2 separate regions of the Mus musculus genome follow, and region 1 is linked to region 2. A link is a loop called in an ENCODE intact Hi-C map of the cell type or tissue named here. Cell type or tissue: heart. All regions are shown on one strand. Links, peaks and the distances in the headings refer to the core of each region. The heading gives the core; the rest is flanking DNA.

Evidence for each region. Peaks named below come from ENCODE experiments on the same cell type or tissue, not always from the same donor. Only the 100,000 strongest peaks of a DNase experiment are listed, where the experiment ranks them.
Region 1: a loop joins it to region 2, with 3.0 times the contacts of the local background. A loop is called at or near these places in 8 of 42 quality-filtered maps.

Annotation. Positions count from the first base shown.
Region 1 is chr5:35,944,807-35,951,292 of GRCm38, reverse strand. It overlaps Afap1 (actin filament associated protein 1), which reads right to left. Exons shown (of 17, transcript NM_027373.2): 4 at 5,997-6,105; 5 at 3,047-3,258; 6 at 259-438. Among named protein-coding and RNA genes, the nearest start is that of Afap1, 55 kb to the right of the region's middle. In heart, for the core only: a CTCF peak has its summit at 3,660; a DNase peak (open chromatin) is centred at 2,942; H3K27ac peaks cover 1,730 bases.
Region 2 is chr5:35,891,772-35,898,257 of GRCm38, reverse strand. Afap1 (actin filament associated protein 1) reads right to left here and starts at 4,939. Exons shown (of 17, transcript NM_027373.2): 1 at 4,718-4,939. In heart, for the core only: a CTCF peak has its summit at 4,147; DNase peaks (open chromatin) are centred at 3,557, 3,807, 4,137 and 4,897; H3K4me3 peaks cover 2,500 bases; H3K27ac peaks cover 2,308 bases.

The DNA.
Region 1 (6,486 bases), core at 2,347-4,846, 53 kb before region 2:
CCAGAGGCCTACACCATGGGTGGGGGAATAGAGAGCCAGTTTTCACAAGGTGTCTGCTGACCTCCACATGCCAGTCATGTCATGTGTGCGTGCATGTCTGTGTATGCATGTGTGTATGGGGGCAGGGCAAAATTAACATGTAACTCAATTATTAAAAAAAGATAAAACTCCTAGATTCATTGATCTGTCTGGGTTTTAGACAACTTATCAATTAAATGAGTCTGGAAGTGTGTCTCAGAGTCATGTCAGATGTCCTACCTTCAACCACTGCTCAGCCTGTTCCTTGCTCTGAACAGCTAGAACCAGAGGGTCTGTGCCTTGCTGGGTGATTTTCAGCTCGTGTTTCTTCTTCTTGCTGTCTCTCGGGATGTATGTGATACTGCAGCCCTGCAGCGGCAGCTCCATCTGAGGCTGCTGGTCCTTGGAACTTTTATAGCACTGCGGGGAACACAACAGACCAATTAATGCCTTGAGGAAGTGCGACCAGAAACAATGATGAAACCCAGCATAACCAAACCTCTAGTGCTAGCCAGGCTTTGGGGGGGGGTGGCTCAGCAGCCAGCGAACAGGTGTGACACCGTCTGCTGCCTACCCACACTCCTTCCACATCTGCCACACACAGGTGTATGCTAAGTCGGCTGAGGCATATGGAATGTCTAAGACTCGACTGAGCAGGCACTGATCTGTCCTGTGTTCTATTGGAGCACAGTTCATGTGAATATAACATACATGAAAGGGTTACTAGATCTGTTGCAACTGCATAGAGCTACTGTGGGCAGACTAGGTAATGATAACGACACTTGGTGCTGGAGAAATGGCTCAGCACTTAAAAGTGCGCACTGCCCTTGTAGCGAGCCTAAGCCCTGTCCCCAGCACCCACAGCAGTTGGCTCACAACCACCTGGAATGCTAGTACTGTCTGGAGATCCTGGGAGGCAAGCCCAGGCCACCTCCAAACAGGAGTCCCCCAAGGCTGCTGCAAAGAGCCTGAGGAAGGAAGACCAGGCAGGACTCAGTTCAAGCGAAATTCATAGAGAGCCCAGGGCCCTGGAGCTGGAAGCCCGCTGGCTCTGCCCCTTGACTCCCTCAGCACTAGGTACAGGCAGACCCCAGGAAGAAAGGTGACTTGGCCTCAGAGTCCATCCAGTGGAGAGGCTCTTCCAGTGATACCCACCAGCTAGGAGACAGATACTTCAGTGAGTGGGCAGAGTGTCTGGGGGTGACTGGGTAGGTCTGGAATTGCCTGGGCATGGAAATAAAAGGTCTAGAGATGGAGTCAATAGAGTAGGTAGCGTGACACCCACAGGGGGAGGCCAGGCAAGGTGTTCCAGGAAAGAAAAGTATGCTTTCTCTCATCTGAGTAGTTGATCATGGGTTAATTATGAAGGAAGATAATGCATACACACATATACATAAAAATACATACATACATACATATACATACATACACACACACATACATACATACACACACATACATACATACATACACACAGCACAACAACAAACAAACAAACAAAACAACAATTACTACTACTACTACTTTAAGCCAAATGTGTGTAGTACTTGCTCATAATCTCATCATTCAGGAGATGGAAGAGAAAGGATTCAGAGCTCAAGACTAGCCTGGGCTACATAGTGAATTTGAGGCTAACCTGAGCTATCTAGCAAGATTCTGTCATAACAAAGCCAAAATCAAATAAAAGGCCAAGTTTCACCTTGCATTTTGTCTTACATGATGTTTTCCCTCATTTTCCATTTATTCCTTCAACAATTTAAAGGTAGGCTCTATGAAAGCTATGAAAGCTCTCACCATCATAGAGCAGGGAGAGGGCTCTCACTGCAGAGAAAAGCAAGAGAGGAGGAAGAGGACCAACGGGTGTGGGGCCAGGAACCTGGGCCCCAAACTGCTGACTCTGCATCAGCCCTCCCGCTGTCTGCACTGGAAATAAAACGGCTCTTTCTCATGAGTGTGGAGTACATTTTAAATCACTGCATATAGCATATCACCATCTTGCAGCGATTGCATCAGATTATAAAGAAGGGCTATGTTAATATTTTTCATGCTTTAAAATCCCCAATGGCATCATTTTTGGCATATTCTATATTTGGAAGAAATTCAGGCCACACATGTGGAAAAAATATGCACTTCGTTTAAAAAGGCTGAACAAAAAAAAAAAGAAGAAGAAGAAGAAGAAGAAGAAGAAGAAGAAGAAGAAGAAGAAGAAGAAGAAGAAGAAGAAGAAGAAGAAGCACATCCAGTGATCTAAGAGCCAATGCGAGCAAGACTCCCATAATTCACTGGGGGCCATGGTCTCTCTTACAGTGTTATCTGCTCCATCACGTGGGGAAAGGAGAAACCCAGATTTTCTCCTTTAAGGACTCACTTTTGAGCAATTGCTTCCTGAGGTTAATTTGAAAGACAAAAGGCAAAAAGCAGACAGTAAAACTCCTGACCCAGTGACCAGCCTTGGTTTTTACCGGAAGTGGCCTTGGGAGCTGGGGGGACTGGGGGCAGGAATGCCGCCTCCAAGGCTCCTCTCCTTGGAACCCCCAAGGGGACAGCACCTGTAGCCAGAGTCCTGAATCTTCTACGCCCTGCTTCTGGATGTACTCCACCTTCCTGTTTTGCCTCCAAAACAAAACAAAACAAAACAAAAAAACCCACCCTTCTTTTTGGAAAGCTTTTGACTTTCCAAAAGAATGTCCTTTCCCTCTGCCCTCCCCTAGGCGCCTCCACAGGCTCCGGCCTCTGCTGTGACCTGGCTGGGAGGAATTTACTGACTCGCTACAAATGAGAAAGTCTATCTTGCAGTTTCTGGCAAGTCTCAACACTGCTCATTTCCACTGACACAAGCCACAGGCCCCGCGGGGTGGAAGGACTTGGGTGTGGGGGAACCATGAGCCCTCCCTGAAGAGGTGCCAGCGGGCTGGGCTGAGCTGGGCTGGGCCGTCGCTTGCCTCCCCTGTGGTAGCGTCTGCATGTACCAGTTGTGGTCCTGTACTTCGGACTGCCAATGGCGGCACAGCCCCACTGGGCTCCTCACCAGCAGCTTGGTGTCTTTGATGACGCAGAGCAGCTTGGTCCACTGGCCAAAGCGTTTCTTGCGCAGCAGGAAGGCACAGATCTTGGCGTCTTTCACCAGGTCCATAGAGGCCTCCTCTGACGGCCACTGATGCCGAGTTTTCTTCCCCTTCCCGTCCTCTTCCTCTTCATCATATGACTCATAGGAACTGCTCATGGCATCAGAGTCATAATCTGTGGAGGAGAAAAGGGTAGAGGTGAGAGGCCGACCCTCCAGCTCACCTCACCTGGCCTTATTTCCAGCCACCGTAGGCTTCAGTGAGAAAGGGCTTCCGCCCTGGCACTGGGGATAAAACTTGCACAAGTCAGGCACTGAGAACACATCAAAATGCTTCAAATGCAACGACTAAAACATTGAGATTCATTTTTTTTTAAATCTCTAGATTCGTTCACATCAACAGGATGATGTCACCCCAATGGCAGCATTAACTGTGCCCTGCCTTGGGTGGTCACTCGGGAACCATGTCCGTGAAGAGTCCTCTGCTCCTCTTTATCTGGCCTTGATTAAATCCACCCCCACCCCAGTCTTCTTGTTGACACTACCACCCACAGACCCTTCAGTACACTTGGGATCCACCAGAGGCCACCTCTTCCCACTGGCTTGCCTTGGATCTGGGCAGGACTGGTCCCATCTCTCTAACAGAACAAATCTCACTCAAGGACACCCCAGTTCTTACACTTTCTCCACACATAGCCTGCTCCCTCTTCCTCTGGGCTCTCTGTACACACCCGAGCTGCCCCATCTCCCTCCTCTCTCCTGGGATAATGTGTGTTCATGTCTAGCATTAAGCTATGGCTCCCTCTGGCCAGTACCATGGGCTCAAGATTCCCTGAGACTCTCATGCTGAGTGAGGTCTTTAGGCTAACATGACTGCATCTGATGGAGCTTTTGGATTACGATTCAGATGAAATCTGTTACCAATACGACCATAAGGTAGAGTCCTAATCCAATGGGAGTGGTGAGAGAAAGGGACAAGAGGAAAGAGGGGGGAAGAAGGGAGGGGGTGAGGACATGTCCAGAAGGCACACCTCTAAGACAGGCCATCTGTAAGATAAAGCACTGGTACGATAACTCTAGCATGGCCCAAGAATTTCAGCATTCCAGCCTCTGAGCTGAGAGTGATTTGAGGCAGCAGCCTGAGCAGGCCAACAGCACACTGTGTCATAGGCCCTTGTGACACACTGTACACACTCCAACAGACTCCTCACTGTGTGCACAGGTCAGCTCTTTACGCCAAGCTGGGAACCCTGGGAAGAGAGCATCCTGTTGTATGTGGTAGCTCTCCCAGCCAGCACCTAGCAAAGCTCCTATTGCAGGAACATGGCCAGTGCACTGTCAGGGAAGGATCCTTCAGAGGGACAATGGCACATTCAGGCCTGGGGTGGCTGGGAAGAGAAGTAACAGACAGAGCACTTGAGGCAGTGGTAACCTGAGAGTGTGAGAGCTGCCAGTCTGAAGTGCTGAGGATGCAGACAGGAGGTTGCAGTAGAATAACTTGTCAGTCAGGCCAGGCTCCTGCCATCTTCAGATCAGCAGCCTCTCTTTCTCCTCTCCCCTCCTACACACCAGCACGTGGCTATCCCAGTGTCTGCATCTGCCTAACACCCCCTCTTTACATGGCAGCCTCAAAGGAACTTTTCAACCTTCATTTTCATGAAGGAATTAAGTCACACATGGTTCCAGGGCCCCAAAGCCTATGGCTGTGTGGATACCATACAGCAAGGCAAAGACAGAAGGCAGGCTCTGACTGGAGGGGCAGATGGGGGGAGCATACCATCAGAGAGGCTCATGCTGTCAAACAGGGACCTAAGAGCCAGAAATGCCAGACCCTGGGAGAAGGAGATTGTCACCTGGCCCCTGGAGAAGATGCTGGCAGCCCGCCACAGGTCTAAGAAAAGTGCTATAAGCCAATGCACTCTGGGAAACCAGCTTCCAGAGCATGTGGACACTCGGTGTTGGCAATGGTATGGAAGCCGGTGAGCATCACAGGGGAGTGGATAGCACTGTTAGCCCGTGCTCTACTCTGCCCTAGCAGCCTGTCACAAAGACTGACACTTACAACGCTTTAAACAACTATTTTGCGGAGGCACGTGTGTCGTGGTACATGCGTGGAGGTTAGAGGACAGCTTGGGGGGTTGATTCGCTCTTTCCACTATGTGGGTCCTGGTGAACCAATTCAGATCATCAGACTGGAGAACAAGTGTCCTACAGTGACACTTTTTCCACGACACTCTTTTTAATGAGAAAGTACTTGACAATGAGAGGAGTTTCAGAGCTGAGCACAGAAACACAGGATTCCACAGCTTGACGTGACATCCTGCTGAGAGGTGAAAGGGCCTGACACTCAGGGGACAGAATAGCATCAGTAATGAATCTGAATCCCAGGGGCAGTAAGAGGAGGTCCTGGGCATCAGTGTGCATCTCAGTTTAAAAGAAGGATTTCTGAGGTCGGCACCGGGAGCTGGTGGATCATGACTTCAGCAGAAACTGTTCAGTGAAGCCTGCCCTCTTCACAGAAGAGAAGCCTGCACCCAACAGGCATTTCTGCAGAAACCTCAACCTGCAGGACTGTGCTCTGTAGAGGCCAGGAGGGGACAGGGTAGAGCGTGCACCAATGAACTACAGAACAGTTTCTCTCCCGACCTCAGAGAATCACATCATTTACCCACACCTGGCTCTGTGGCTCCAGGTACCTCTGAACCCGACTCAACAGAAGCTGGAAGAAAGGACTCTGGGGGTCTCAGCCTTTCCCCAGACCCCTCCTGTATTAAATGCCTTCCTTAGATCCCAGACACATTGCTCCTACATTTCTGTGGTGATGTTTAGCCCTGCCTCCTCCACACCAGTGCCTTGGCTCACCACCATTCCTGAGAATGAAGGAACCACCCTGATGTGGGCAGCTGCCACTCACTTGAGGTGATGTACTCTGGAGCTTTCCCAGGGCTCAGCGGCACGGCTTCCTCATAGTAACCCTCTGGGAGAGAGGACGTTGGTAAAGGCGGAGGCCCGCTGTCAGGAGGCTGAAGGCGAAAGGAAAACCGTGCTAGATTAGAGTGGCTGCTAGAGACTCAAAGTCACCAGGACCTGGACCACGTTCTCTGCTCATGTCCATCCCTCAGCCTCACCCTGGCTGGTCATAGATCACTCAGCTCCTACTGGTACCTGTTAGGGAGTCGCACCTTCACACATGGGCATCTCACCTACTATTTGGCTCACACTCTGAGCCATTAGAAACCTCTCCCCCCCAGTCCATCTGGGCTGACTTGCATCTCCTCCTGAGCCCCATCTCCAGCAGAGACAGGGTCTATGTGTTCCTCTTCATCCTCATAGTGACCCCCTGTGATGGTTTGTATATCCTTGGACCAGGGAGTGGCACCATCTGGAGGTGTGGCCTTGTTGGA
Region 2 (6,486 bases), core at 2,696-5,195:
CCTCACGAGTAGGATACCGAATTACAACAAGTGGCTGCCTTCCTGGCCTTGACCTCTGAACTTTGCCTTCCCGAATCTCCAGTCAGGTCCCTTAGGAGCCAAAACATCAAGAAAGAAATTATAAATGGAAGGTGCTTGTGGCTCTGAACTGTTTCTGAAACCATCAGAAGCTCAGATAGACAGATAGATAGACAGACAGACAGACACACACACACACACACACACACACACATTTTCATATAAACCATATAAAACCGGAATTCGAACTTGATGATTTCCCCGAAACGCCCACCAAATGATACTGATCGTTCAGGATATAAAACAATGCTAAGTTTCCTGGCACCGCATCCAGGACTCTTGAGTGTGTATAGAAAAGCAGAGAAAAATCGACTATTAATGTTGCATCTTTTTATAACTTTGGCAGCATAGGATTTTACAACTTAAAAAAAAAAAACTCTTCTCTTTGTAATTGCATTGAATCTTCCAAATAATAATAACATTTTAAAGGCATTACTAAGAACTAACGCACTTGTGCAGATCAAGGAACTGAGGCTGAGAGAACCTGATTAAAAAGCCAAACTCTAACTCAAGACCCCTCCTAGAGAACTGTCGGACGCGATCCTTAACCTCATTCACATCTACATCCTGTCGACACACGGAACGGTTCTGGGTCCCAGTGCAATAACAGACATAGGAACCTGAGAGTGGAAAGGGTGGCCTGGGAAGCCCTGAGTGGTAGTGACACAATAGCCGTAGACATACAGTCTGAAAAGAGCAATCCTCCACTGTTATGTGAGGGCTACATGGTGACTTACAGAGGTATCAAGCTGTAGAATAAAGGAAGTGACATCATGGTTTAAAGCCCTCATGGCAGCCACAGAAATCTCCAGACATGGTTGGGAGCAGACAGATGGCACCTAACCAACCTGATGTGTTCAGTGATGTGTGAATACGGGCAAGAGGACAATAGTGGAGATCAACCCCTATCCCTGTGCAGAAACCCCTGTCACTTCATCTGGACAGAAATCAAGGCAGCTACAAATGAAACCGAGGAAAGAAACTCAAATTGAACAAATTGAAACCGAGGAAAGAAACTCAAATTGAAAGGGGATGTGTCGCAGTAAAGAACGTCAACCCTAGGCAGAGCTGCCATCATCAACTTTCAATCCCTGTCGTTATCTAGATAGCAGGGAGAACTGTGTCCTTTCTACACACAGACACCCGGCCAGAAGAAACTCTGCACACCGAATTCCCACCTCACCACAGACACACAGATGAGCACGGAAGGGTTGGCTTCTGCTCCTTAGAGCTGAACTCCTCTGCCAACCCTTTAACACATGATGTTTTTAGCACTAAGATCAGATGAGCCTTTCAACATTTAGGCAGAGCCCAGGGCATCTACTTGGGGTACTCTTAAGATTCCACTTGTTTCAGAGTCTCTCAAGTAAAATCCTGGCTATAGATTGGGACCTGGAAATGCGCAGTTGGCAGACTCCATCCGACAACACACCAACAGATGCTCTTGAAAACAGATCTGCACCCAACGGCTTCATTAAGGGAGGAATGTGATATAGTGGAGATGCAAACAGAATACAATTATAAAGGGTTCAAAGGGGCTGGAGCGGTGCTTTGTGGGTAAGAGAGTGTAAGGGCTGAGAGACAGTTCATGGTCAAGGATGCTTGCTGCTGTGCTCAGGGAATCTGGTTTTCAGCACTCACATCAGGAGGCTCCCATCTGCCTGCAACTCCAGACCCAGCATATCTGATGCCCTCTTCTGACCTCCCAAGGCATTCCATGTGTATGTGCACATACACATGCACACGCACATCTCTCTGGTGGGGGTGTAAATCTTCAAAAAGGCCAAAATCAAATTTAATTTTAATTTTTCAAAAAGCATGCAAGACAACACCAAAAAGTGCAAGTTTCCATTGCACACACTTGTCCCAAACACTGATGATCTACCCAACCTTTATAAATTTCAATTTTATTTTACTTAATGACTATGGGCGTTTTGCCTCCATATGTCTGTCATATCACATGCACACAGTGTCCGCAGAGGCCAGAGATGGCATTGGGTGCCCTGGAGCTAGACCATGTGGGTATAGGACCGCCCCAGGTCCTCTGCACAAGCAGCCAGCAACCTTGACCACGAGCCATCTCTCAGTCCTTGGATAAACCTTTGTAAAAAGAAACTGAGAAGCAAGGAAGTAGCTTGCTCTTTAGACTACATTTTTCAAATATCTCCTTTATATCTTTGCCATAGGCCAACTTCCTTCTGCTATATTTGGTTAAAAGAATGAAGGGTTTAGGGCCAAGAATGTTCCTTAAAATTGTCTACTTGAAGACTTTCAAAGGTGAGACTGCTAAAACCTAGAGGAGAAACTACCCAGGAAGGACAGTAAATCAACTTCAGGGCCAAAATTAGACTCAATGAACTCTGTTCGAGTACTCTACATCATAAAACACACTCAGTCAGACAGGTTAAAAAAAATCTTTACTATCTTTGGTGGGTTGAGGCTTTGTACCTGGATTCATGGTGTAGACAAAGGCTCTCTCATTTGGGCCCCACCTCCTCCCTGCTCTGGGGTACAAACTGGGTCTGTGGCTTTCAGAGTGTTGGTTTTTTTGTTTGTTTGTTTGTTTGTTTGTTTGTTTTAACAAGCTATGATAGGTACTTTTGGCCCAAACTCACAATGTCTAAAGGACAGAACTAACATAAGGAAGGCTCAGAGAGAACATTTGATGAGGCAGAAGCTTGCCAGAGCTCAGCACCCAGAGCTGAGCTGGTGCAAGCACAGAAGTAGGAGATGGCAGAGACTAAGTGTGCATCTTATAGCAGGACAAGGATGGCTCCTAGCTGTTTCATATCCTATCCTGCTATTAGAGTTGGGCTCTCTTTTAGGACAAACTGTGGGTTGCTTATTGAAACTCCTAGTTCCAAATGCTGCCTGCCTTCTCCCCACAGAAAGACACTGGCTTGATTTCTTTCTCTCTCTCTTTCTCTCTCTCTCTCTCTCTCTCTCTCTCTCTCTCTCTCTCTCTCTCTCACACACACACACACACACACACACACACACACACACCATCCTGGATACATGACAAGTGATTTTGAAATGCTCAAAGAAGCAGTATCTAATGAATGGTCTCCACATTAGTTAGTAGCTGAGGAGGGCCCAGCCTGAGGGGCAGCATCAGGTCCCCTCCCTGGACCTCACCCCAGGGCTGCCTTCATAAATCTGATCTCCAACTGTAACTGCTTTGGCTTGGTTCCCTGGGTGTAGATTTTCTTGATTCAAACTCATTCTGCAGCACGCCAAGTTCTTGGGAGAGTTTCTTCCACTTGCCAGGCGCTGACTGGGAGTTACAAAGTCAACTCTCTGGCTTTCCAGATTTTTTTTTTCTTCCCAACGGAAGAAATCAAGAAGCTGAGGGCAGAGAGGCTCTGCTCCCTCCAATCAGCACCGGCCTCTGGGTCGCCAGGCCTAAGTCAGGAGTAAGAAACTCCATGGCTGGACTTGCAGCTTCCAGCACAGTGACAGCCCCACGCTCCCCAGAGACCCGCAGGGTGAGGGGCACGTTCTCAGACGGGCTACTCCAGAGCCCGTGTAGCGCCCCCCACCCCGCCCGCTCCCCGCTTCAACTCACTGAATAAAGACAATACCAAAGTCCGGTCCACACCACCTTAGGCTAACTGCGCCCAGCACGCACAGGGCTTCGCTCACCTCACCGAAACTCCAGTGCCCAATGCACACCCAAAGCGGGGGCCAGGACTGAATGGGCAAAGCCTGGGTCGACAAGCCATGGGACACAGGACCAGGATCCCATGCGCGCGTGTCCACGCTGTCACCTTCACTGACACACGAAATCGTACCAATACAGGGACAGAAACAGCCTTTCCACCCGCCAAGCCTCCCCACACACTTAAGTCCACGTAGTTACCTCCGGAGCCATCCACACCACATAGGGAAACAGGAAGGCTCCCTCACACAAGGGTCCCCCAACCCCCGGTCCCTCTTGGTGACAATCAACTAGCTACACCCAAGAAGGAGGGCCGGAAAAGAGCCCACTCGTGGGGTGGCCAGGACCTGGAGGTGCAGAGCCCTCTGTGCCACCCGGCGGCGAGACAATGCCAGGGCGCACAGACTCCTGAGTGCTCGGGTCCATCCAGGCCAGCCCTCTCGGTGTTCCTGTCCCTCTAGAGGAGAAGGCAGCTGCCACCAACCGGGCAGCACACTCTCCGACCCATTTCAGCCGACTGCCAAGCCGGGAACCCCAGTTCAGCCTTAGCGATCGTCCTGCAAGTCCAAATATGCGGTCTGTCCTTTAGGTCTCGGATGACCGGATCTTCGAACAGTTCTTGGAAAACCATCCCAGCCCGCTGACCCTGCCCAGCCCTGTCTGGGGACCCTGAAGGGCCTCGGGGACCCTACCTGGCCCTGGGGACTCTGACCTCCAGGGATCCAACTTAGCCCTGGAGACCCCGTCCACCCCTGTATAGGGACCATGCCCTGTCCGGAGACGCTGCCCTGTCAGGAGTCCCTGGTCAGTCCTGTCTAACACCCTGAAGGGCCTCGATGACCCTACCCGGCCCTGGAGATCCTGCCCAGCCTTGTCTGGGGACCCTGCCCGGCCCAGGGCATCCAGCTTGGGGACCTTGCCCGAGGACATCGTGGGACACCTGGCCCCGCTACGGGTTCAAAGTCGCCGCCGCCTCACCTCAGGATTCAGTGGCTCGTGAGCACTGGACGGCCGAGAGGAGCGCAGCCCGCGGAGCGCCCGCTGCCTCAACAATGGAGCCCGGGGCGGGGCCCTGCGCAGCTCAGCGATCTCTCAGTCGGGACCTGGAGCCCAGACACCGCCGGTGCGAGCTGTGGCCGGAGGATTCTGCGCAGGCGCGACAGGCCCCGCCTGCCTCCATAGCCCCGCCCCCTGAACAGCAAGAACCCGCCCTCTAGCCAATGGTTAGGGAGTTGGGCGGAGGGGGCGGGGCCAGGAGGAACAAAGAGAGGCTGGGCGGGGCCGTGGGTCCGAGCCGGCACCCGGGACTCTGCGCTGATCTGATTTCGCTTCGGGCTCAGCGCCCACGTGGACTAAGCTCAGTGGTACTCGGTGCTCACCCCAAAGCTAGAATTGGTTCTAAAGGAAAACTGATGGTTCTTGCCATCCGAATTGCGATCCTCATAGCCTTGTCCGTCTTCTGGTCGAAGGGTGTTGGTATCATTAAGGGTGGAAAGAAAGAGAAAACTCCCTTTAGGTGCTGTGCCAAGCAGATCCATTTCGCTGTCCTACTTCAGGATCCAATTATTAATCTCATCCCTTTCCTGCTCAGAGCCTTGTTTTTGTTTTTTGTTTTTCCATTCCCCCACCAGGCATGACTCCTATCTACCTACTACCATTTCCATTTATCCATATCTCAATTATCTTTAAAATTCGCCCAAGCCTTAGAGGACTGTTCTGGAATGTATCTCTACAACATTCGTGGATTTCCCTCTATTTCACAACCTGTCCCTCTTCTCCAAGACTTCCCTTCTGCCTCTGACGAGAGCCTTTGTGATCATGGCTGGAGACAGCATGCTTCTCTTGGGATGGATACCCTCATCAGAAGCCCTATCCACATACATGATCACTGCAGGATCCAATCCAGTCAGCAGTGATCACCAGACCTCAGTTGGACTCCCCCCAAATTACAAATAGCTTACTTCCAGAGACAGGCCAGCCTGCCGCTCCTCAGTGAGTCCTGGAGTCCATGCAGAGCCTCAATCCTCCTGTCTGACTCCCCAAGCCAACAGATGATCTGCTTGCCCAGGCACTGGGGCCTCTTGGTACAGCCCCTTATTCGAGAAGAGCTATTCTTGGGAATGGGTTTGATTGGTGTGGTTAGTGTTAATTGTTAACTTGTTGTGAAGGATTACCTCATCGCTGAGCATGCATGTACAAAGTAGTTACCTAGATTTGGTTGAGGTGGGAAGACTAACACTGAAGGTGGGTAGCACTTGTCACTGGGCTCAAGTCCTGGTCTGTTTTAAAAGGAGCCATCTAGTTGAGTTCAGGTATTAATTGGCCTCAGCTTCTTGAAGGTGAGTGTGGTAGGACCAGCAGCCTTCAGCTCCTGACACTGTGACTTCCTTACAGTCAAGGACTGGACCACAGCTGGAGAGCCGTGGGCCAACAGAAACCGTTCTTTCCTAACTTGCTTTTGTCCAGGTATTATCAGGACAACAGAAAAGCGAGACATTCTGGGACACCGTCCTGCTGTACGAGCTGTGCTGGGACACAGAGGCAGGATGGTGGGCTGCTTTGCTCAAAAATGAGAGCAGCTGTGCTTGGGGAAGGCCAGAGAAGGAGACAAATAAAGGGAGCCAAGGAAGATGGGAGGGGAAGGCAGGTGGCGTGAGGATGGGAGAGATGGCTATTATGGCCCGGAACATTCTAAGAACAGAAATGTCTAAAGGCCAGTCACTCCAACCTGTGTTACCCTCTCATGC